2 separate regions of the Homo sapiens genome follow, and region 2 is linked to region 1. A link is a loop called in an ENCODE intact Hi-C map of the cell type or tissue named here. Cell type or tissue: sigmoid colon. All regions are shown on one strand. Links, peaks and the distances in the headings refer to the core of each region. The heading gives the core; the rest is flanking DNA. Region 1 overlaps CLINT1 (clathrin interactor 1). Region 2 has its middle 210 kb from the start of CLINT1.

Region 1 (11,982 bases), core at 1,645-9,644:
ATGGTAACACTGCACTCCAGCCTGGATGACAGAGCAAGAATCCTCAAAAAAAAAAAAAAAGAAAAGAAAAAGAAAAAACACAAAACTGCTAAGAGTGATTAGTTAAGTCTGAATAACATAAACCATGAACAATAACTTAGCAAAAGGATGTGATGCAAACACACAGGATATCCAACTCTATCTTTAATACAGATGCTGCAGTTAGTGCATTGTGACTGAGTTTGAAAACGTATTCAATTTTCTAAGTTTAGCTGATATAATTATATATCATGCTGGCAAAAAGAAAGATACAAGCAAGAATAGTGTGGAAATAAGTTTCAAATAGCAATTTCTATTAAAAACACATTAAGTTGCTACAACTACTTTGAAAAACCTGAAGAATAAAGTTACTACTTGGGTAAATAATCCAAAAACTTTGGACTTCCCCAAATAGAAACTTCAAAACATTATTTATATGCTTTAGGAGAAATATTTTTGCCCAATTCAAAAACTAACTTGTGGCCGACTCTGGTTGCACTGCCTATGAGTTAGCCCTATTTAAAAAAAAGAAAAAGAAAAAACTAACTTGTATTTGATGCTTCAATATAAAAAAGGGAATTTTTCTGCTGTTAGAAACATCCTTAAACAGCTAACTAAACGCAGTGTTTTTTCTTTGAGAGTGGGAAAGCAGAGGAATAAATGAGTAAGGATATTTTATATGTTAAGATTTTTACATGGTTCCATTGAAGGAGATATGAGAGCTCAATATAATCCAAATATAAACATATATGGGTGGGGGGAGCTGGAGAGCCTCAGTGAACAGCTGCTAAGATACACAGCACTGGCCAGTCTGCACATACACAAAATGAGCAAGAGATTGTCAGAGCTCACAGAAGACAGAACAAGTCCAAAGGGACATGCCGTGAAAGACAGTTCCTATTTTGTGTATCTGCTTCAAGCACCTATGCCCTATTTTAGAGAAACTATATTATTATATTAAAAATAAACATGAAAGATGAATGTTCTAGCTGCTCTTAAGTGTACTGGGAAGAATAAACAAAACAATAGGCCTAGATGAAAAACTGCGAGTATCGTCAGTCATCTTTTATATGTCAAAGTATGCAATGCTTAAATAAAGAAAGAGAGACTGAGGCTGGAATGACTGTCAGGAAGCTTATCTGGTTTGGGCCAAAAATACAGCTAAATTGGTTTCAAATTAGAAAGATGGATCTCCTGATCAAACTTTTTATTTTTATACTCTAAACTCTGAGTTATAGAAACTTTCTTCCCCCTTCTTTTTAAAATGGCAATCCTAAGAGGGAAGGGCATATATCTGTTTTAATCTCTGTATGACACCTCAAAATATGCAGTCATTTAATTAGCCATTAATGGTTAAAATCCTATTGCCGAACCCACAAGTTAAAAATAGGAAGATTCATGTGATAGTAGAAGTCAAGATTAGTACTGCGTGTATTTTAGTATTCTATGTATTCCTAGAAAAGAAAATTAGCATTTTGGTCTTTGGTATTTCACTGATTCTTAAAATATACTCAAGAAGCTAAGCTGATGCTTAGGTGTCAGCTTGTCTTTGATACTCACTGTATCTGAATCCTCCAACACTGTCTGAGGAAACCCCAACATACTTGTCTTTGTTCTTCTTTGCTTTCTTTCGCTCTTCACGAAGCCTGTCGTCATCCTGGGCAAATTCAACCAATTCCTTCACCTTCTGTCGAATATTTATACCTTGATCCTTACCATGCTCATCTATGAGGATGGTAAGAGATAAGCAAAACCTAAGAATTCACTTAATATGTATCAAGCTCTTTAAGATTAAAAAAAAGACACAAAAACTTCAACATAAGAAACTTCAATATTTAAAAAACAATAGAAAGGGGCAAGTTGTGCTATTTAACTTTGTCATTTCCTCTTCAGCAAATTCTAAGTTCTAAAATGGAATTTTGGCTTATAAGAGCATGTAAAGATGAACTAAAAAGGACCACAGATAATGGTACTATGCAAGGTCAATTAAAGATTGACCTAAAAAGGATTACTGATGATGACCACACAAAATAGACATATCCATAAGTGCTATTGTGTTTTTCTATCATATTTTAAGAAAACAAATCAAAAGAAGAACCACTTTAGCATGTTAATAACTGAAAAGCACACAAATGTCTTGGTTTCCCCAGTACACGTCTGGAACACTAATTATGAGGTTTTAGCATAGCTCAAAAACTGAATTTTTAAAGTGCTTACAAGTGGGGTACGCTACAAAATGAAATGTGCTTCATTTTCTAGCCTCTTTCACATTCAAAACACACTGTGGCCTTGCTGCCTTTGCACAGTAAATATTATTTGGTGGGAGGGAAAAAAACCCCAGCTTCAAACAGATGTGTGTGTTTTGGAGCTCTAACCTTTTCTTCCCATATGATTAAAGCTATTCCTTTATGGACACCACAGGGGACCAGTCTCCAGTGCATATTTTAATATAAACCCGAACACTCATGTTGTGTTGGTTCTGTTGTTATTAGCCAGTCTTTTCTGCAAGTTCTTGTCTTCACTAATTAATACTCTAGGGCCCCACGTCTTGGATTCTGCACTCGTCACACAACCAGCAACAGTCACATTCTAATTAGAGCAGAGAAGCTTCTAAGCTGGTTCAGGTGACTGACAACTCCAACTACTGTTTTAATTTGCTTATAAGGTTTTTCTATTGCTTACCTACAAAGTGGTAATTTTCCAGGGATCGTAAATCATAAATGTGTTCTCTGGCACTTGTAACAACACGCTCTGATCCATTCCTTATGAGGTAAGCTAGGAGCAGCAACGACTGCAAAAATACAAAGCAATAAATGATTTAATGAAATATATTCTAGTAGAGCTTTGGTAAATGGTTAAAAAAAATAATTCTAACATTAGCAAATAAAGAATCTTCATGCTGGTGGTGAGGTTTCTTTACATTAGACTTTAAACACATAATCTAGAACTTACATAATCAATTTGAAGTTCCTCTTATATTAAGCATGATAAATAATTATAAATCATCTACTGGATACTATGTGTCAAAGACTTAAAAGAATAACACTGATGTTCAAAATATCAGAATGCTTGATATAAATAGACAATAAGGTTTTAGAAAGCTGACTCAGTTTTTACTTTTTATCTGAGCATTATGGAACTGTGAATTGCCAGAAATTATTTGGTAATTAAACAATCCTATAGTATTTTCCCCAGATAAAATTTAATTTTGAGGTTAATTATGTGGCTTTTGTTTTAAAAGGTTGTGGCCAGGCTCAGCGGCTCATGCCTGTAACCCCAGCACTTCCTGGGAGGCCGAGGTGGGCGGATCACTTGAGGTCAGGAATTTAAGACCAGGTTGGGCAACATGGTGAAACCTCGTCTCTACTAAAAATACAAAAATTAGCTGGGCATGGTGGCCCACGCCTGTAATCTCAGCTACTGAGGTGGCTGAAGCACAAGAATCACTCGAACCCAGAAGGTGGAGGTTGCAGTGAGCTGAGCCCGCACCACTGCACTCCAGCCTCGGCGACAGAGAAACTCTGTCTCAAAAAAAAAAAAAAAAAGATTGTTACCAAAAAATAATAATTTAAACAACCTGAAGGTAGAAAATTTTGCAAAATAGACATCTTCACACATACACACACACACACACACACACACACACAAATAGCTGGGTATTGTGGCGCACACCTGTAGTCCTAGCTACTTAGGAGGTTGAGGCAGGAGGATCTCTTGAGCCCAGGAGGTCAAGACTGCAGTGAGCCAAGGGCATGCCACTGCATTCTGGCTTGGGTGACAAAGCCAGACTGTCTTAAAAACAAACAAACAACAACCAACCCCCACCCCCAAACTAAATTTTGTTAAAATGTAAATTTGGAATGACTGCTAATGGGTGTAGGGTTTCTTTACAGGGTGATAAAAATGTTCTGGAATTAGACAGTAGTTACTCCTACAAAACTTTGTGAATATACTATATAATAAATTGTACATTTTGAACTTAACAATGCTTGGAACAAACCTCACTTGATCAGGTATATGAAAATCTAGTTAGGCGGAAAGGAGGGGGTGGCAAAAACAAAAAAAATTTAGTTAGGTTGGTAAAACTGAGGGACACAAAACCTCCTTCTACCAGTAATTTACAGCCATGTGTCACTTAATGATGGGGATATGTTCTGCGTAATGTGCCATTAGGCAATTTCGTCATTGTATTAATATCATAGAGTGTACTTACACAAACCTAGATGGTATGGCCTGCTACACACTGACAATCTATAAGACAACCTATTGCTCCTTGGCTACAAACCTGTGCAGCATTGTTACTGTAATGACTACTATAGGCAGCTGTAACACAATGCTGAGTATTTTTGTATCTAAACATAGAAAAGGTACAGAACAAATAGAGTATTATAATCCAATGGGACCACTGACATATAAGCAGACCATCATTGACTAAAATGTCCTTATGTGGTATATACGACTTTTAAAAAGGAGTTTATCCAAGAATTTTTAAAAAACCAAAAAACTAAAAGCAAATTTAATTTACAGAAATTTCAATTATTTCATCACACCTACCATACAACCTGAGGGAATGACACTGAATGTTTTCAGAAAGAAATAACAACAAAAAAAATGAAACTAACACATAGATTTTCAATCCTAAAAGCCAAACTATGTCATTTTGGATAGCAAAGAAAAACATTCTGAAGAAGCAAGAAAATATGGTAGGTTATAGAAGCATAGATGACTATATTATTATAGAATTCTGCATTATATGAGATCAGAACAAAAGGAATCTGATAAAAAGTTCGTATTCATAAGTTTAAAATTAGAATTATATTTTGAACATTTTGGATACAAAATACTGTGAGAATACTATCATAAATTAGGTAAATTTCTATGTCGATGACAAACCATATCAGACTGTGGTATTCATCTTAACTGCTCATACACTAAACATGCACACTACTCTACTATAGATTCATTATTTTTGATATGCACAAACATTTTAGTAGGAAAAATTTTAAGAAATAATCAACATTTAGAAGTATTATTAAGAATTTCTCATTCAGAACAATTGTTCATGATGACTAGAAAATAGAACACAAATAACAAATCTACTTCTTTCATGTGCTTTCGATTATTCTATTCTAGGATTTAATATACTTCAAAATCACCTATGTATATACACCTTCAATTTCCAGCATTTGTTTTCAACATGTCAAGTAATTAAAGCAGACTTGTGTCCATACCTTATAAACTCTTCTCCAATTCTTTTTGTTGTCTTTTAACATTCGTGACCAAAGCATGTTCATAAGTTCTGGAAATTGTTCATACATAAATGTAGCCCTGAAAAAAGAATCATTCTTTAAGAGTCTGCAATATATTAATTTTGACAGTAGATGGCAGACTTGTTCTAATTTGGTGTTTCCCTGAAGAGTTTTTAAAAATTAATAAACTTAATTCAAAAAATTTAGAAGATATGTACTTCCTTGAAAATGTTTTCCCTATGTTTTATACACTACCTGGCACATATGTAAGCCCCACTAATTAATCAATACTTTGCAATTAATAATTAATTAAATTAATTAATATACTTTGCAAGCTCTTCATTCACTGGTACAATGGCCCAGATGTTCACAGAAAAATTTTTTTGTAACTTTCACTTCAAGTTATTTTATATGCATTTGTCAAAATTTTACATGGTGAGCTACAGTGTATCTCAAAACTTCATTAAAAAAGATACACTGTGAGTTTCTTTTTTGAGCCAAATTTTTAAGGGGAATGGATTGCATAAAACTTTCCACATTAGTATCTGAAACTCTCTACATTACTATCTGAATGATTATGCAAAATTTATATTTTGGCAGCCAAATAGTTTAAATCTGAAAGCAAATTTCATATTTCTGTGTTAAGATGCTTTGATTTTTTTCTGCACTGCTGAGTCAAATTATCACTTACTTGGCAATCTCTCCCATGAGTTGCCCAGAAGGTCCCCAAGGATCATCGTTCGTTGCCTCTCGAACCTTAGACTCGATCTCTGAATAATTCATAACAACATTGGTGCTGTAGAGGAAAAAAATGCACGCACACATGCACAAAGATTAGCATCAAAACTGAGAAACACATGAAAACTTAATAATGACACTACTGGGTGTCCTAATGAGCTACCTCTACAGGATGGGAGAGAAAACATCTTTTGTGCACAAGCTACCCCAAGGACACTATGTAACACACTTAAGTTATCTTTAAGCAGATTTTACTATACCATTAGCCTTCAAGAATACAGATGAGAGATTACATTAGAGCTGGCATTAAGTCCAGTAAAAAATGGCTGAAGGTCAAATTAAAAAAAACAAAAACAAAAACTGAACATGCTGGAGTCTATTATAAAACTAAGTTGTCAGTTTCTTGACCAGATCTGGTTTACATGCAATGCAGGCTTATGTTTCCTGCTTATAGAAATTCTATAAATTAGGCAAAATTATGTAACAGCTGAACAGTATCTATATCACATTTTTAAAAGAATAAATCAAAGATATCTACAGATGTTTAGAACCACTATAAACACTGAACTGTGATCCTTGAGTCTTTTTTCATTTACTCTATCATATGCACTTCTATGTCATATATTCACTGTAACCCTCACTTTTACTGGCTGCATAATATTCCATCAGGAGATTGTACGATGGACACTTAACTTTCCCTTAGGTCTTCAGCAATGATCAAGAACGTGGGCCTCAGGAGTCAGAAAGATCTGATTCCAATCACTTACTATGTGACCTTTGACAAAATTATTTTAATTATCTTAATCTCAGTTTCCTCAACCAATAAATAAGAATACTACCTCAAAGGCTAGCACAGCAAATGGTGTTTATTTAGCACAGTGTCTGACATATAGAAAGTACTCAATATATGTTAGCTATTATTACTATCAAATATAATAACCAACACCAGCCTGGGCAACACAGTGAGACCTGGTCTCTAAAAAAAAAAAAAAAAAAAAAAAAATTAAAAATTAGCCAGACATGTTGGCATGCACCTGTAGTCCCAGCTACTAGGGAGGCTGAGGTGGGAAGATTGTTTGATTCCAGTAGGTCAAGGCTTCAGGGAGCCATGACCGCCCAACTGTACCCCAGCCTGGGCAATACAGCAAGACCCTGTCTCCAAAAAACAAAAGGAAATATATATAAAATAACCATCTATTAGGAGTATTTCAAAACATTATGTAATATTTTTATATGAAAGAATTCACTTCGGAAAAAATCAGATTAAGACATGAGATGGCAAAATATTTGGTTAAAATGGAATTTCTCATGCTTATATGAATTTAAGAATTCAAAGACATTTTGAGAATAAAGACTGCAAAAATGTGACATCCTATAGTAGTATTCATTTGACATCGAAAGCTCCAATTATTACCAAATAATTGTTATAACAGGTGTCTGTGAATATGGTAATTCAATTCTTCCACTTAGCATTAAGTCTTAGAAATAGTGAAAAATCAGAATTTGGTTAACTATTACATGCATATACCCCACTTTTGCTATATGGTTTTTCAGTCATCAAAAACTTCTATTTTTAAAATAAGGAAGGTTTGGTTGAAATTGGCACTCAAATCTCTTAAATATAAATTTCAAATTTATTACAAACACTTCAATTTCTTCATGTTTAAAGAACAAACCAACAAACAGGTTTGGGTCAAATTTTAAAGGAACAATTATGCATTTAAGTGTGACTTGCCAAAAAACTGAATCAATCTGGCTTTCAGATTTAAATTCAGAACACTGTTCTACTATGGAAGAAAAGCAAAATCCTATTATTTTCTTTCAAATCTTGGAGAAAGCTGCCTCCTAAGATATCAATTAATGTGACAAAATAAATATAAATTCCTTCCCCAGGACTAAAATAAATCCACAATCTCCACTGCCCACCCCCCCTTAAAAATGTTAAGACCACTAAGGAATACATTTTCGTTAAAATCCAGTAATGCTTCTATTGCAACAGTTTTATGTATAAATGTAGAAGAACAATTTTCCTCCTAATTTTATCAACCATGGAACCAAAATAAAACTAAGGCAGCCAATAACAGATTCACAATTTAAGATGCCACAAAATGATGAATTTCAGAATGCTTTTGTTTATCCTGGTGGCTGAAGAATGCGTGGCTTAGGCAGTTAAAAGTGTCAAAATGCAGCTGTGAAAATGAACAATAGCAATTAGGATTATAATTCACCCAAGCATTTCATTACCAAGAATGCACTTGAAATCTCTTTGCATTGTTTAATTTGTTGGAGAACAAGATGAAAGAAGTTAATCTCCAGTCCATGTACATGAAATATTTTTACCAGAGCCTTCATAAATGCTGTAGATTTCAGAACACTGCTTTCCTTGTTCAAGCGACAAAGGCCCATGGGTCAAATAAGAAAGGTTCTGTTTCCGTAACCCTTCACAAGATTCTTAGCTGAAGGCCTGTGTGAGTGCTGTGTTTAGAGGGAGAGGTGGCAGAGAGCCAATAATCTAAGAATCTCCTCATTTCTTTGGTTGAAAAACAATGGGAGCCATCAGAACATACTTACAATATAGTTATTAAGTATATCCACAGGAGGATATGGCAAACATAAAACAAAAAAATAACAGAACGCTTACACAAAGAAACCAGATCTATTAGAAGTTATTTTCCAGGCCAGGTGCAGTGGCTCCTATCTGTAATCCCCAGCACTTTGGGAGGATGAGGCAGGTGGATTGCTTGAGCCTAGAAGTTCGATACCAGCCTGGCCAACATGGCAAAACTCCATCACTACAAAAAATACAAAAATTTGCTGGGCGTGGTAGCGTGTACCTGTGGTCCCAGCTTCTCAGGACGCTGAGGTGGGAGGACTGCATAAGCCCAGGAGGTTGAGGCTACAGAGAACAAGACCCTGTCTCCCACTCCCCTCCCCCAAAAAAAGCTATTTTCCAATGAAGCTGTTGCTTTCAGAAACTGCAAAGAACCCCCTCAAGATGAGATTTGATGGCATAAAGAATTCCAAGACAAAGTATTTTAAGCTTCAACTAATTCAGAAACAAATGTAAACTAAAAACAACACTGTATGGTTTGGCCTTATTCCAGGTCATTTAAAAATAACTATTTCTAAAAAGGTAGAAATGGCATTTTAATCCTTCCTTTCTCATGTTTTCTACTGCCCTCAATCTATGCCCTACCCATAATTCCAGTGACCTTTTTTAAAAAAGAAAACAATCCCTCCGTGTTAAAAATAAAAATAAAAATTATGTCCAGATTTGAAAGGAAAAAAATGGCTAGTTTAATTCTGAAAACTTCTGACACAAATGTTTTAAGAATATATCACAGACGCTAGAGGGGGCACTCTCAACGGTTTCTTAAACACACACACAACAATCCAGACAAAGGTCTAGAATTTGATCTGCAAACAAAATTACAGAAAAAGACACCGCCCCTCCCCAATAAATTTCATACCATTTAAACTAACACTACAGTCAAACAAGTGACTTACGGACTTTCACCAATCCTAAATTGAGATTCCTAACTTGAAATTTTAAAAAATTATCTCTTTACACTTAGTTGTTGTTTTTTTTAAAGTACCGGCAACCATTATTATGACCTTCTGTTGAAGGCTCAAAGTCTTTGGATACAGGCTTTTCTACTTACATTTCCTTTCATGTAATTATCATTATAACACTTAAAGGTAACCAAGAATACTTTGATAACACCAAAAAAATTTTCTGTATATTATTTTAAACCAGTCTGACAGTAATACCAAAAGAAAACTTGACCCACAAAATATCTAATGATTTTTAACATTTCTGCTGTCACCATCAATAACTACCTTTTATTTCCAGATTTTTATCTGTATTTAATTTCTGCAAACATAAACAGACATGAGATGTAATAATGGAGGGAAAGTAAAAGAAGAAAAATAACTTTAAGAAATGCTGCTGTTTCACAAGAGAACATAAACCAGGAAAAAAAATGTTGCTGTAATTTTTACATTTCTTCACTAGTTTAAATAGTATCTGTAATTTTCAGAACAATCTAATAGTCACCAGAAAGTACAAAATGAGCCCTTCTCACATGTGTTCTATCTAGGCTTACTCAACATATTAACTTTCTCTTTGCTTAAAACAAGAGTCTTGAAAATGAGTGACTTGAAGAGTAGGTTTCTCTGTCCTGATAAAGATAGGTAATTACTAGGATCACACTGTTTAAATGTAACAGTTACAACTACTGGGTAGTTCAGCAGTATAACTGGCTAACAATACCAAATCTTAACGGACTCTAATATTAGGCCAAAAAGAAAGTTAAGAGAGGGAATGAAAGATGGAAGGAATCACCAAAGAATGAAGAATACAAGAATAAAATCCATAGACACAATCATTATTGTTTATGAAACTGTTTGTTGTTTCCAAAGTGCTTTTACTCATTTTCACATTTGCTTCTCAGAACACTCCAGCAACTTCACTCTGCACAACTCAGCAACACTGACTCACTAGATCTTTAGTGCCAACTGCGAGAAGTTACCATCCTCAAGTTTTGCACACATGCTTTGATATGGTTTGGCTGTGTCCCCACCCAAATCTCATCTTGAATTGTACTCTCATAATTCCCACGTGTTGTGGGAGGGACCTGTTGGGAGATAATTTGAATCATGAGGGCGGTTTCCCTCATACTGTTCTAGTGGTAGTGAGTAAGTCTCACAAGATTTGATGGTCTTTTTTTTTTTTTTATACTTTAAGTTCTAGGGTACATGTGCACAACGTGCAGGTGTATACATGTGCCATGTTTGTATGCTGCAACCGTTAACTCGTCATTTACATGAGGCATATGTAATGCTATCCCTCCCAAGATCTCATGGTCTTATCAGGGGTTTCTGCTTTTGCCTCTTCCTCATTTTCCCTTGCTGCTGCCATGTAAAAAGTGCCTTTCACCTCCCGCCATGATTCTGGGGCCTCCCCAGCCATGTGGAACTGTGTCCAATTAAACCTCTTTTTCTTCCCAGTCTTGGGTATGCCTTTATCAGCAGCATGAAAATGGACTAACACATGCTTCTAGAGCTATGTAAACACAGCCAGTATTCAGTTAGTCAAGGGTCAACTATTCAGTTTGTAAATTATTAGTGTTCATCGTAGCCCTCCTCTTTATTCTCCATTTTCTGCTTATTTGACTACTTGACATTCAGATAATATCAAATTATTTTACTTGGTAAGTTTCAGTCCAGTTTTTAGAGGTAGAATTGATTAAAAGCTAAAATGAGGCTTTTACTTACAGGCAGTCAATACTTCTTATCTACATTAAGAATCATCAGTAAAATAATTAACAAGAAAAAACTTGAGCAGTCCTTGTTGGTATTTTTTCCTCTTAAAAGTTCAAGAATATGCTTTGCTAAAACAAAACTATACACCAAGAGAAAAGGTAAAGTATAGGTATAATGTGGTACTAACTGCTAACAAAGGAATAAGGAGTAAAGTGAAACAGATTGAGAAGTATTTTTCCCAGTTTGCCTTTTAAATTTTATTCCTTTAAAAAAAAACTGAAGTCAAATGAATCTATATTTTTTATATGGTTTCTCTTTGTTTTAAGCTTATTGTCAAGATTTCACTCATCCTGAGATCAGGCAATCTTTTATTTGAGACCTCTAAATGTGTTCTGACGTACGCATGCATACACACACCCATACTAAGATAATTTAAAAGACAGAAACATCTGGAGACAGAAATAAACATAACTTAGTTCCAAGCAACAGTTTTAAATAATGTTTTTCTTTATATTAATACTCTCCTGTATTTTCCAAATTTTTTCAAAGTATTATATTGTAACCAAGGTTAAACTACTAAAGGCCATTAAAAATATAAGTACTGTATCATCATTAGCTACATTTTAACTATTTATAGGCAAGTAAACATCATGGTAGACCACATGAATATTATCTGTACTTCCAATATCTTGTTTTATCAGGTTAATAAGTG
Region 2 (11,982 bases), core at 2,451-10,450, 260 kb after region 1:
TTTTTTTTTTTTTTCTGAGACGGAGTCTTGCTCTGTCGCCCAGGCTGGAATGCAGTGGCGCAATCTCAGCTCACTGCAACCTCCACTTCCCAGGTTCAAGTGATTCTCCTGTCTCAGCCTCCTGAGTAGCTGGGACTATAGGCATGCACCACCATGCCTGGCTAATTTTTGTATTTTTAGTAGAGACAGGGTTTCACCATGTTGGCCAGGCTAGTCTCGAATTCCTGACCTTGTGATCTGCCCACCTTGGCTTCTCAAAGTGCTGGGATTACAGGTGTGAGCCACCATGCCTGGCCCACAATTTTGTTCGATGGCTCTGGCCTGTTTCGCTCCCCTGGCTGATTTGCTTTTAGGCCAATATTTTCTTTCTGCTTGGCTCCTTCATGTTCTCTGGAACAGCTGACAACGGGCCCTGTGGAATTCCTTTCTTAGACACCTTACATCTATTGGCTTCTATCTTCCTTGAGTGCAGCGAAGCTCTGGTTCTTTCCTATTGGCAGTGAGGAGAAAATCAATATTTATATTGGATTTAGCAGAGTCTGGAACAGCCACGTGCTGGTGCTGTGTCCTTTGTTTTCTTTAATGTATGTTCTATAGATGAAATCACTGGGCAGATGTTGGTTTAGCTGGTTTCATTATCCAAGTTCTGAATTCCCGGGGGGCCTGGGCTGATTTCCATTAATTATTTTAACAGCTAACCCTTTGTCGAGTTCTTACTATGAACAGGTATTGAACTAGACAGTTTCTATCCATTATCTCATTGAATCCTCCCAACAGATCTGAGAAGCAAGTACTATTATTCTGAGGAAACTGAGGCTGCCTAAGGTTAAAAAAAGCCAATAAGTGGCAGAGCCGGGATCCGACCTTGGTTTGTCTGACTTTAAAGCTGGTGCTCTTGATGCCCACATGAAAACATTGCTTCTTGAGCAACCAGAGAAAACTACACTTTTCTTCTTACTTCTAGAGAGATCACAGGGTGTATCTTGACGTCCCATTCTGCAGACTTGCCTCAGATGAACTCTATTGTCAGCTAAGAAGCTATCAACTGGGCTTCTTCCAGTATGTGAGGAATGTGGGGATTGTTGCTCTGTGTCAGGATCACAGTGTCCAGGTCAGAGCAACAGAAACTTCCAAACATCCTGGGACTAAGGACACTCTAAAACTCAGGCTTCTGTAGGCCAAGGCCATGGCAGCCATAGGGCTGGGCCAAACAGGAATGGCCATCTCAGAAAACTCGCCCAGAAGTATTAAAAACAAAAAAACAAACCAGAGAAAAACCAAGGGAGAAAGAACTTTTTTTTTTTTTTTTTTTTTTTTTTAGTTGGAGTGCGGGGGTCGGGGTATGCATGTGACTTACTGGAGCACTTTCAAATTGTAGCAGTTCTCAATCTCATATGCTCAAGAAATATTGTAGTCTTTTTTCCTTAAAAACAATCCAAACCCCATTTCCCTGGTGAGCTAGAACTTCAGTCTTGCTTAGTCCAAGAGACCATCTTTTCCCCCATCCCCAGAAGGACTAAGGGTGTCTGCAATAGAGTCAAAGGGTTTGGGAGGGTCCCAGGTCATAGGCCATTAGTGAGCCTTGGATGCTGAGATACTCTTTAGCCCATTCTATGAGATGTGATTCCTGGCCTGCTGCTTTTGTGCCACAGTTGGAATAAGAAAATCACTGTCAAAGTAGAGAGCGACACAACCATTCCTTTCTGAAATCTTGCTATTTCTCTGGAACACAACCAGCCAGTCCCCTTGGTTCACTGCTGCTCAGAGTCCGAAATCCCTCTTGTCTTCTCTCTCAGCCTTTGGGAATATCCTCCTTAATCTTGAAAAAATTTATTTCTCTTCTTACTTTCATTAGAGGAATTTCCTCTAGTCTGCAACTCTACTTTCCTATCTCCTAGGGCTCCTGGCTTACTCTCTTCTGTAGGTTTAGATGAAGAATTGCAAATTTAAGTGCCTGAAGAGGCCAGATAGGAATGGAAGTGAGCACAGGAGCTTGGCAGGGGCTTGGAACATTAGAAAGCACTTGGTCCGTGTAAAGAGGCTGCTACTCATTCCTGGTGAACTGCTGTCAGCCATGCTGACCTGTGCTGCTGTGTCTTCTGATTTTCCAAGAAAAGTCAGAAATCCAGTTTTTTAAAATGAGTGATCTCTTTTGGATTAAATGTTGGCTTACGCATTTAAAATTACTCTGTGTAGGGCAAAGTAAAATACCCACGGGCTGCCATGTTGCCACCATGACCAGTGCAGCCTTTTGAAAACAAAAGCCAGGGAAGAAAGTGTTTTACAGTTTACAAAGCTTCCCTTAGGCAAGAAAGCACAGGGCTCAGTCCATGATTGGACACAGGAAAAAGGAAAGAGAAAAAAACAGGAAGGAAAAACACATCAGTGAATTTCTCACAACCATCCTGTTTAAAAACACACTGCTTTCACTCACACTGTCTGCATTCCTGAAAAGAAAGCTTCTTTAGGTTTTATGCTTTGCTTTTCTCAAATTGGTTGCTTGGGGATTAAGAAATTAAGTTACTTTGGTTCAACATAAATTGCACACAGAAGTCTTGTTCTTACATGATTTTGTCTTATGAGCATAGAATTTATACCTGTTGGATGCTGAAGCCAACATTATGTTTTGCATTGCTGGAGTCAAGGCTTAGTGGAATTTGTTTGTTCACACTCAGTTTTTGATGCAGATTTTCCTCATTTGATTTTTTAGAAACCACTCCCAACTCTAGAGAGAAACTTCACAGGGATGTGCCAGTGATACAGATGACAAGTGTAGAAGACTATATATACAGCCAGTTTCCACTTCTACTATTAATAATATGCATTATATCTATTGAACACTCTAAGTACAGGTTAATTTGGTTGAAAGTGATACATACCTAATTCAGACTGGCTTAAGTAGAGAAGAAGTTTCTATAGAAAAGTGCAAACTGTCTCTCTCCAGTGGTATGTTTCAGGAGTGACATGGTCCAAGGGCTCAGCTGATGTCATGAGGACCTGCTTTCTCTTCATTTCTCAGCTGTGTCTCTTGCACGCTGGCTTCATTCCCAGGTTCCTGGTGATGGCCCTGGAAGCTCTAGACTCAAATTCTCCTTACTGCTAGCAGACCCAGGGGAAAACATGATGCTTTTCTCTCATCACTCTCAGAAAAAGCCTCTTTGGTGCTGATTAGATTACAAGCCCAGCCTTGAACCAATTGTTTAGCTTGAAGAATGCAGCTTTTTGATTGGCCAAGGTTACATTAGTGCTCAGCAACCCCTTCCTGTTGGAGCCTGGAGTGGAAGCAACTTTCCCCAAAGCTCATGGACTGAGAATGGGAGGCTCCAGAGCAAAGTTGGGATACTATCACTTGGAGAAGGATGTATAGATATTAGGGGGAAAATAATAGATCTCTATGCTAAGCACATAGAGTGGTAAATATATGGTTTCACCATCATACCCCAAATACATTGAATTAGCTTCAGAACTCCTAACTAATATACTGATGGTGAATGATATTAACTCCATATAGCACACATGTGGTGTTTGGGAGTCTACTGTGAGGGAGAAAGTTGAATATCTTATGTAGAAGACTCTGGTTATATCTGGGATGATATGGAGATGGGAGCAGTAAATCATCAGGTGTTGTGTCTTGTCTAAACAATAAAACTAAAAGCTCCATGAAGGTAAGAACCATGTGTTATCCTGCCTGGTTTTCCTCACAGGCCCGGGCTCCACAAATAAGGCACCTATGAAATATTTAATGGAAATCAGTATATTGAAGAGATACCTGCATTTCCATGTTTGTGGCACCACTGTTCACAATAGCTAAGATTTGGAAGCAACCTAAGTGTCCAACGGATAAGTGGACAAAGAAAATGTGGTACATATACACAATGGGGTACTATTCAACCACAAAAATGATTGAGATACTGTCATTTGCAACAACACAGATGGAACTGGAAATCATTATGTTAAGTGAAATAAGCAAAGCACAGAAAGACAAACATCACATGTTCTCACTTACTTGTGGGATCTAAAAATTAAAACAATTGAACTCATGGACGTAGAGAACAGAAGGTTGGTTACCAGGGGAAGGGGTGTGAAGGGGTTGAAGGGGAGGTAGGGATGGCTAATGAGTACAAAAAGTAGTTAGAATAAGACAGCATTTGCTAGACAGGGAGACTATAGTCAACAATAATTTAATTGTACATTTTGAGATAACTAAAAGTGTAATTGGATTGTAGCACAAAAAGGATAAATGCTCGAGGGGATAGATACCCCATTTTCCATGATATGATTATTATGCATTGCATGCCTGTATCAAAACATCTCATGTGCCCTATAAATACATACATTTACTGTGTACCCACAAATTTAAAAATTAAAAAAATTTAATGGTTTGAATAATTGAGGAATTGATGACACAAAGGGAAATAACAGCTATCATTTACAGAATAGTATGTCCCAGCCCCAGTCAGACTTGACTTTAAATCCTGGCTGTAGCAGCAAATGACTCAATTATCCCAAACATCATCTGTAAAATGGGACTAACAGCCATATATGTGCTAGGTCGTTGGGAGGCATAAATGTGGTATAGAAGGCTCTTGACACTGTTGGCACTCAATAAATACTGGCTGTTATTATTTTTATTTTATTTTAAGTGATAAGCACTTTTTTATACTATCATATTTCATTCTTCCATCAAACCTGTGAGAAAAATACTGTTTTCATCTCTGTTTAAGAAGTGGAACTGAATTTTGACCCCAATTTTTCCTGCCTCTGAATTTCATGTCCCTAATTACTATTCTGTCCTGCCTTCCTATCCTTTAATGTACCAACTGGGAAGACACGAGTTCACTCACAGCCTGAGTTCCTGTTTCTGTGTGTGGGTGTGGTGGGGGGTAAGGCAGACCACTGGGAATGTGGGAATGGGGGAAGAAACCAAAGAACCCCTTGCCTTTTGTGATTTAGTTATTTTTTTCCACACAGAGCAGTTCTGCAGAATCCCAACACTGGAGGCTTAGCTAACAAATGCAAATTACTGTGCAACATAAGACCATTCTTCAGTTAGATCAAAGCCTTTGGCCTCGACCATCTAGATGGGGACCTGTGTCTGGTTCATCTCAAAGTGGTGATTCCTGACTCCAGGGTGATTGTGGCTACCTAGTCCTCTTCCCAGTCATGGGCAGCCAGGGAAGGATTTCATTCAACAGTTACATATCCCTTACACAGTTCTGGGCACTGTTCTAAGCACTTTACAAATGTTACCTCATTTAATCTTCTCGGCTCCCTTGAGGTAGACCATCATCTGTGCTTTCATCATAAATCCAAAATGCAGAAGCACCTGAAGGGTACGTACTGTCTTCCAAATACTGTTCTAAGTGTGTCAAATACAAAAGCCCACAAGGTAGATCCTATTATTATTATTATCATTCCTATTTCACAAGTGAGGAGACCTAAGTATGGGAAGATGAAGAAGCTTGCCCCAATGTCACCCAGATAGTAACTGATAGTTCTGAGATTTGAACCCAAGCAGTCTGGCCTTAGAAACCACACTTGTCTACTAACTACCCCAGCTGTCAGCACCCATTCCTCCATTTCTTAAAAATAGTTAACTCTTTTTGGTTTGTGAAACTTTAAGAAAATACAGTAGCTCTGCTTAATGTGAATGTGTTGATTCTCAAACTCATTGACTGAATTTTCTAGAATAGTTAGATAACTAAGAAAGCAGGAAGCACTGAAGCGTGTTGAGTTTGGACTTAGACAGTTATGAGCCACCTACTAGCTGTATGCTCTTGGACGAGTTATGTTACTTCTTTAAATCTCAGTTTATTCATCAGTGAAATGGAATAATATGCTTACCTCATGGGGTGCGGTGAGGATTCAATGAGAAAACCATATGAAGACCTCAGACAGTGCCTAGAGAATGAGGAAACACACCAATAATTAGATTTTAAAAAATTATTATAGACAATTATTTTGCCATAATAGGGATTGTCTTAGTGCAGGTATCCTATTAAACATGCTCTATGAGCATCTTTTTTTTTTTTCTTTTTTTTTTTGAGACGGAGTCTCACTCTTGTCACCTAGGCTGGAGTGCAATGGTGCGATCTCAGCTCACTGCAACCTTTGCCTCCTCGGTTCAAGGGATTCTCCTGCCTCAGCCTTCTGAGTAGCTGGGATTCCAGGTGCCTGCCACCATGCCCGGCTAGTTTTTGTGTTTTTAGTAGAGACAGGGTTTCACCATGTTGGCCGGGCTGGTCTCAAACTCCTGACCTCAGGTGATCCACCCGCCTTGGCCTCCCAAAGTGCTAGGATTACAGGCGTTAGTCACCGTGCCCGGCCTATGAGCACCATTTTTTAATCACCTTCATTTTGTAATTAATGACTGGATTGTTTTATCTGATGAATGACAGTCTCTTTCACTGAACTATAAACTTCACTGGACTGTGAACACCATGTATGTATTTATATCATCCAGTCTTCATGCCAGGGCCTTATTTGGTACCTGGGTGTCCCGAGGGAATATTTTGTGTTCCGTAATGAACAAAGATTGGACATTTTACAATATAAAACATTTTAAGGATAACTCTGGATATAGGAACATTAGTTTACAAAATCAAATTGGGGATTAATTCTGTGCCATTTGGAATCAATATCATCTGATGGGTGTTTTTCTGCTCCAGGTTTGGTTCTGGACTGACTGGATTTTACATCAGTGTCTCTCAGACCACATCTTCCCCCTATTTGCATTTGACCTTCCTCTTTGTCTGGGGGACCCCATCTGAAAAGTCCCCCCCAGCAGTGGCCCATGCTGTATTTCACCAAAAAAGATCTGTATTTAGAAGGAACATTTACACGTTATTGGTGTCTCTCTGAGAGCGTAAGGTGCTTACCATATAGCTTGGCACAGTTTTCATTAAAGAGAAGAACAAAGAGAGGCAAAACATGAGGAAATTACTAAATTCCAACATGAAACTGAGAAGATATGCCCCTACACTTGCCCTCATAAACATTAAGCATTTTTTTATGGTGACATTTTTAGCCCATTCTGAAATGTATTGATTTGTTTCCTGTGAGTCATTGTCTGTTTCTGCTTTCTATGTTAAAAAACATATTAAATATCAATGTGATGATATAAATATATACGTGTGGGTGGATGGGCGGGTGAAAGGAATTTTCTTTCAAATTCTAAGAAGGGAAATAGCTTTTTCATAGGTTCCCACATCATCCATCAACTCATCACATCCTCAGTCTACTGCATTTCCCCCCTCGACACAAAACTGAATAATCACTCTGGTTTTAAAGCTTGAGAGAAAAAGTTTCAGAAGGTTCTGGAGATGGCCTGTTATTTGGGAGACAGCTGAAGTTTTTGTAGCTCTAATTCTGGGTTGAGGGGACGTCCAGCCGCTATCTCCATTTTGAGCAGTAGAGGGCAGACGTCTCCACTCCCGCCTGCCCAAGATCACCCCGGCAACTTTATGTTTATGCAAACAGCCTTTGACATAATAGCTTTGAAACAGCTGAAAATTGAATTGTGCCTTGAGGCCAAACATCTAGACCACCACCTTTGTTATATTCATCTGCCACAGTAAATTGGGTTCACCATTGGCTCTGGGAGCTGCTTTTTCCTCGATTCTAGTCCCACATAACTTTGCGCAGGAGAAAGACAAATGCGACTTCCTCACACAAAACGTTGGCAGGGTTTCATTTCACAAACTCTTATCTGAGGGGCTGGAGATTGCTGTGTGGATTTCTCCAGCCAACTGAAGAAAATAAAGGGGAAACTGGAAAGCTAAACCAAATCCATCTAATTCTGGAATATCTCTGTGGGTTTCCATAGCTTTTTAGCTTCTCCACTTAATCTAATTAGGACTTTGCCTCCCGAAATAAATACCTAATAAAGAATGAACCTATTAAAAGACTAAATTTACTACACACACGTTTGTGCGAACCCTCTGCCTGTTTCCTTGAAGCGGTAATGCCGATGAAATTGAACGTTGTTTGACTGGGTAATGGTCTCCCGCTGTAAGACGGATTATAGAAAATAAACATGGATGGGGGGGTGGGGGGCGGGGAAGCCAGCCGCTTTATTGAATTCCGCTGATGATAATGCCATCACCTGAAATCGCTGCCTGAAAAGAGTGTCAATGGGGGAGAAGCAGCAGCAGCAGCCAGAGCCAATTTGCAACTGGGTAACAGTTCATTTTAGAAGTAATTTTATTCTGTTTTGGGTTCACTGCCCTGGTTTGGGGGGTTAACAGAAAGTAGATTTTTAAAAGAAATCTGATTGTGGGCCTCATGGATGCTTTTCAAAGGAGGGCATTTAGGCATTGACTAATTGATTGGTTCATTTGTTTATCAATAAATATTTCATAAAGGCCTACTCTGTGTGAGGCGCTAGTTAGGAGCTGGGGATTTGATAATGAGCAAAGCAGGTTTGCCATCACTCTACTAAAACTTAGAGTCAGCGCAGGAGGTAGAATTCATTCATTAGCAAATATTTATTAAGCACTCACTTTGGATCAGGCTTATAATCAGAAAATAACTATACAATTACAACCTGGATGAGTATTATGAAGGCTCGGCAGTGAGGTTGCTGGACTGGATGTCCACTATTTCTTTGAAGAACAGTTTTAAGGAAAATCATGTAATATCAAACAGACCCTCAGATCAGTATGGAGGTCAGAAGATTACAGAGTTTATTAGCATGTTTGTGAGTTCACTTAATGGGTTCAAATTCAATTACCAAACTTCTCTGGACCTCAGTTTCCTTATCTTGATAGAAGTTTCTAGTAATTCCTGTCCAATTTGCCCAATAGGATTGACGTTTGAGTAAAATGAGAGACTAGGCATGAAAGTGCTTTGTAGTTGTTGAAAATAAGAGAAATTATTATTAACGGCACGTGCTCTTCTAGGGTGTACCCACAGGATCTTACAATATTCTTGGGTAGACAAGAGGAATACAGGTTGATCAATGGTGAGTAATTCAAACAGTTTAGGGAAAGTGGTAAAGTATATGGCACAGAAGATATGTTGAATGAGGTCAGGGAGAAGTCAGGCCTGGAAAAATGGATGGGGTTTAGAAAGAGAAGAGCAGAAGTCTGAAGCCAGTTTGCATTTGGGGCTCATGGGATGCTGGTGTTCACACTGGCAGTTGGAACACACAGCTCAAGTTTAGAGTGGTGCCACAGGCACCGCCTATGATGGGAACTGATGGGAACATTCACATTTTACCCCACTTTCCTGAAAAGACAATGCTTAAAACCAGAACTTCTTAAACCTGTGTAATATATGGACTTTTTTTTTCTTTTTCTTTTTATTCGACACATAATTATTGTACATATCTATGGGATAGAGAGTGATATTTTCACACATGTATACAATGTATAATGATCAAATCAGGGTAATTAGCATAGTCATCATCTCAAACATTTATCATTTGTGTTGTGAACATTCAGAATCCTCTCTTCCAGTTTTCTTAAAATATACACTAAATTATAGCTAACCGCATTCACCCTATATTGTAGCAGAATATGGAAACTCTTTCCTTCTATGCAGTTTTGTGTCTATTAACTAGCATCTCCCTATCCTCCCCTCTCCCCCTCCTTCCCAGCCTCTAAAAACCACAGTTCTACTCTCTGCTTCTATAAGCATATTTTTAAAAAGTTTCCATGTAGGAGGGAGAACATGTGGTATTTGTCTTCTCGTGCCTGACACTTCACTTAACATATTGTCCGCTAGGCTCATACATGTTGCCACAAATAACAGGATTTTATTCTTTTTTATGGCTAAATTGTATTCCACTCTCTGTATATACCATATTTTCTTTCTTTTTCCTTTTTTTGAGGTTGGAAATGGAAACATTTTATTGTGGGATATACATACCACTATTACTGTTATGAAGACTTTTTTACGTAGTGACACCTTGTATTATGGAATCTATATAGTTCTATACTATAATCAAGACATTTATACAAAGTGACACTTTGAGATATGGTTGGCCCCTTTAGCTGGATACCAATGAAGACTGGCATCCACACATTCACAGGCATGTTTATTCTTCATCCTAGTGTTAGGGTTTCTGTTTATTCCGCTTGTACTTCCCTTGGCAGACAGCGATTACATTTTACCTCAGCACCATCTTGTCAGTGCCAAAGAACTTGCATTTGCCAAGGAATCAATCTCCTGGGATGCAATGTCATGAAGTGGAATGGTATAGTCTATTCGATAAAGTCATCATTTTTTTGCATTTCCTTGACAGTTTAATTTTTACCACTTTTATATCACGTGTTTTCACCAGAATTTTGCCATGTTACATAACCACAGGCAACCCAGGCTAAATGTTGACCTGGCTTCATGTTTTGGAGATACATTTCTCAAAATGTCTGGAATATTTTGTGCTTCTAGTGATTCCTTCATGGACTTGAGTTTTTGATCAGATGTGTTGTTTTCTTTATCTGGGCTCTTTCCATTTCTCCTTCACATGTGATGTTGATTTCTGGTACAGTATCTTGTCCCACTGCAGGGTAAGGCGATTCAGCTATGCAGTTCACTGCAATTTGTTTTAGAATAACTTATTCCACAGAACATTTGAGGTGATACTTATGTCCTTTTCCTGGGATATCCTCCGTGCTGGTTTGTTTGACTGTCTCCCTCAGAAATACCTTGTGGGGTGTCCCTTGCTGGTAGTTGAGGCAGATCACTGCCACCGAGGCTGCCTTGGAGGCTGGGTCATGGGTTCATGAAATTTCTATTCTTGGTTAGCAGTGACCATGAGTCTGCTCAGGCTTAAGGGGACCAGTAGCCTCCTACCCTGCTTGCTCCCAGGTTGCTGAGGCAGAAAAACTGTCATGCCTGGCTTGGGCTGGGTGTGGGAAGGATCACCCTTTTTTGTTTTGTTTTGTTTTTAAATATATGGCCCCTTTTTAAAGGAAAAGTATTATCTCGACTCCAGAGAAGACAACTGCCTCTTAGTTAAGAAACTTTCCACTGCAAATTGTCAGTGCTAAGGAGAAGTTTTGGCGTTACAGTCGCTGGAACTTTTTCTTTTCCTCCTTTTAAAATTATCGCTGAAGTAAGAATACATGATGAAAAAATCTTCTTGAAACTCTCAGGTCCTGGAGAAAGTGTATACAGAGTCCTCAGGACAAACATGGGGCTCAGTGTGAGAAGCACCACCTTAAACAAAGGCAAGTTTATGCATGTGATTTTAGAGTGCTGTTTCCGGTCCTCTGGAGAGAGATTTTGGGCCTTTCACGGTCTTTTAAATTAAGCACTGCAGCAGTCTCCCTACACACAGGGTCTCAGTTCCCCACTCACTTCCCCATTTCTCCATTATGTTTCTTTAGACAGCCAAGCAGCAATTTCTTTGATGACTGATGCTGGTGCCCCTCACTGGCCCTCATCCTATCTCCTTGTGACGACTCTTACTGAAGATGGACCTCAACCCCCGTTGAGAGGCGTGGTGGTGCCAGATTCACAGACCTGTTTTATATTTTGCCAAAAGAGAACTAGCTCATTTAGAAGGCTCCTGTGCTGTCTCAGAGGGTTGCCTCCACTGTCTGCCTCAGGCTTAACTAACATCCCCCCAAGCTTCATGGAGAAATCCAGTAAGAAGAGACGGCCATTTTGAGAAAATTATTTAGATTCTGGGCATGGAATCGGTAAGCTCAAGAGAGCATCTTCATCTTTGTGCGATTTTGATTGTGGCAAACCGTTCTTGCTCATGCCTTAGAATGTGTTTATCTTGGGCATCAGGAGAAGAAAAAGTGATAGAAACAGGCAAAGGTAGATCATAAAAAACAAAGGAAAAGAAGAGGTACACAACACGGTAGAAAAGAGATCAAGCCTGTAATCTCATCACTGCAGGTGGAGGTGGGAGGATTGTCTGAGCCAAGGAGTTCCAGACCAGCCTGGGCAGCATGGTGAAATCCCATCTTTACAAAAAAAAAAAAAAAAAAAAAAAAATAGCTGGATGTGGCGGTGCAGGTCTGTGGT

What was found. Peaks named below come from ENCODE experiments on the same cell type or tissue, not always from the same donor. Only the 100,000 strongest peaks of a DNase experiment are listed, where the experiment ranks them.
Region 2: a loop joins it to region 1, with 2.9 times the contacts of the local background. A loop is called at or near these places in 10 of 110 quality-filtered maps.

The regions. Positions count from the first base shown.
Region 1 is chr5:157,811,485-157,823,466 of GRCh38, forward strand. It overlaps CLINT1 (clathrin interactor 1), which reads right to left. Exons shown (of 12, transcript NM_014666.4): 2 at 5,959-6,063; 3 at 5,250-5,346; 4 at 2,701-2,809; 5 at 1,579-1,743. Among named protein-coding and RNA genes, the nearest start is that of CLINT1, 42 kb to the right of the region's middle. In sigmoid colon, for the core only: CTCF peaks have their summits at 5,395 (motif pointing right), 5,594 and 9,358; no DNase peak of the experiment used is centred there.
Region 2 is chr5:158,068,026-158,080,007 of GRCh38, forward strand. It overlaps the pseudogene LOC100128898. Among named protein-coding and RNA genes, the nearest start is that of CLINT1, 210 kb to the left of the region's middle. In sigmoid colon, for the core only: a CTCF peak has its summit at 7,411 (motif pointing right); a DNase peak (open chromatin) is centred at 7,436; H3K4me3 peaks cover 531 bases.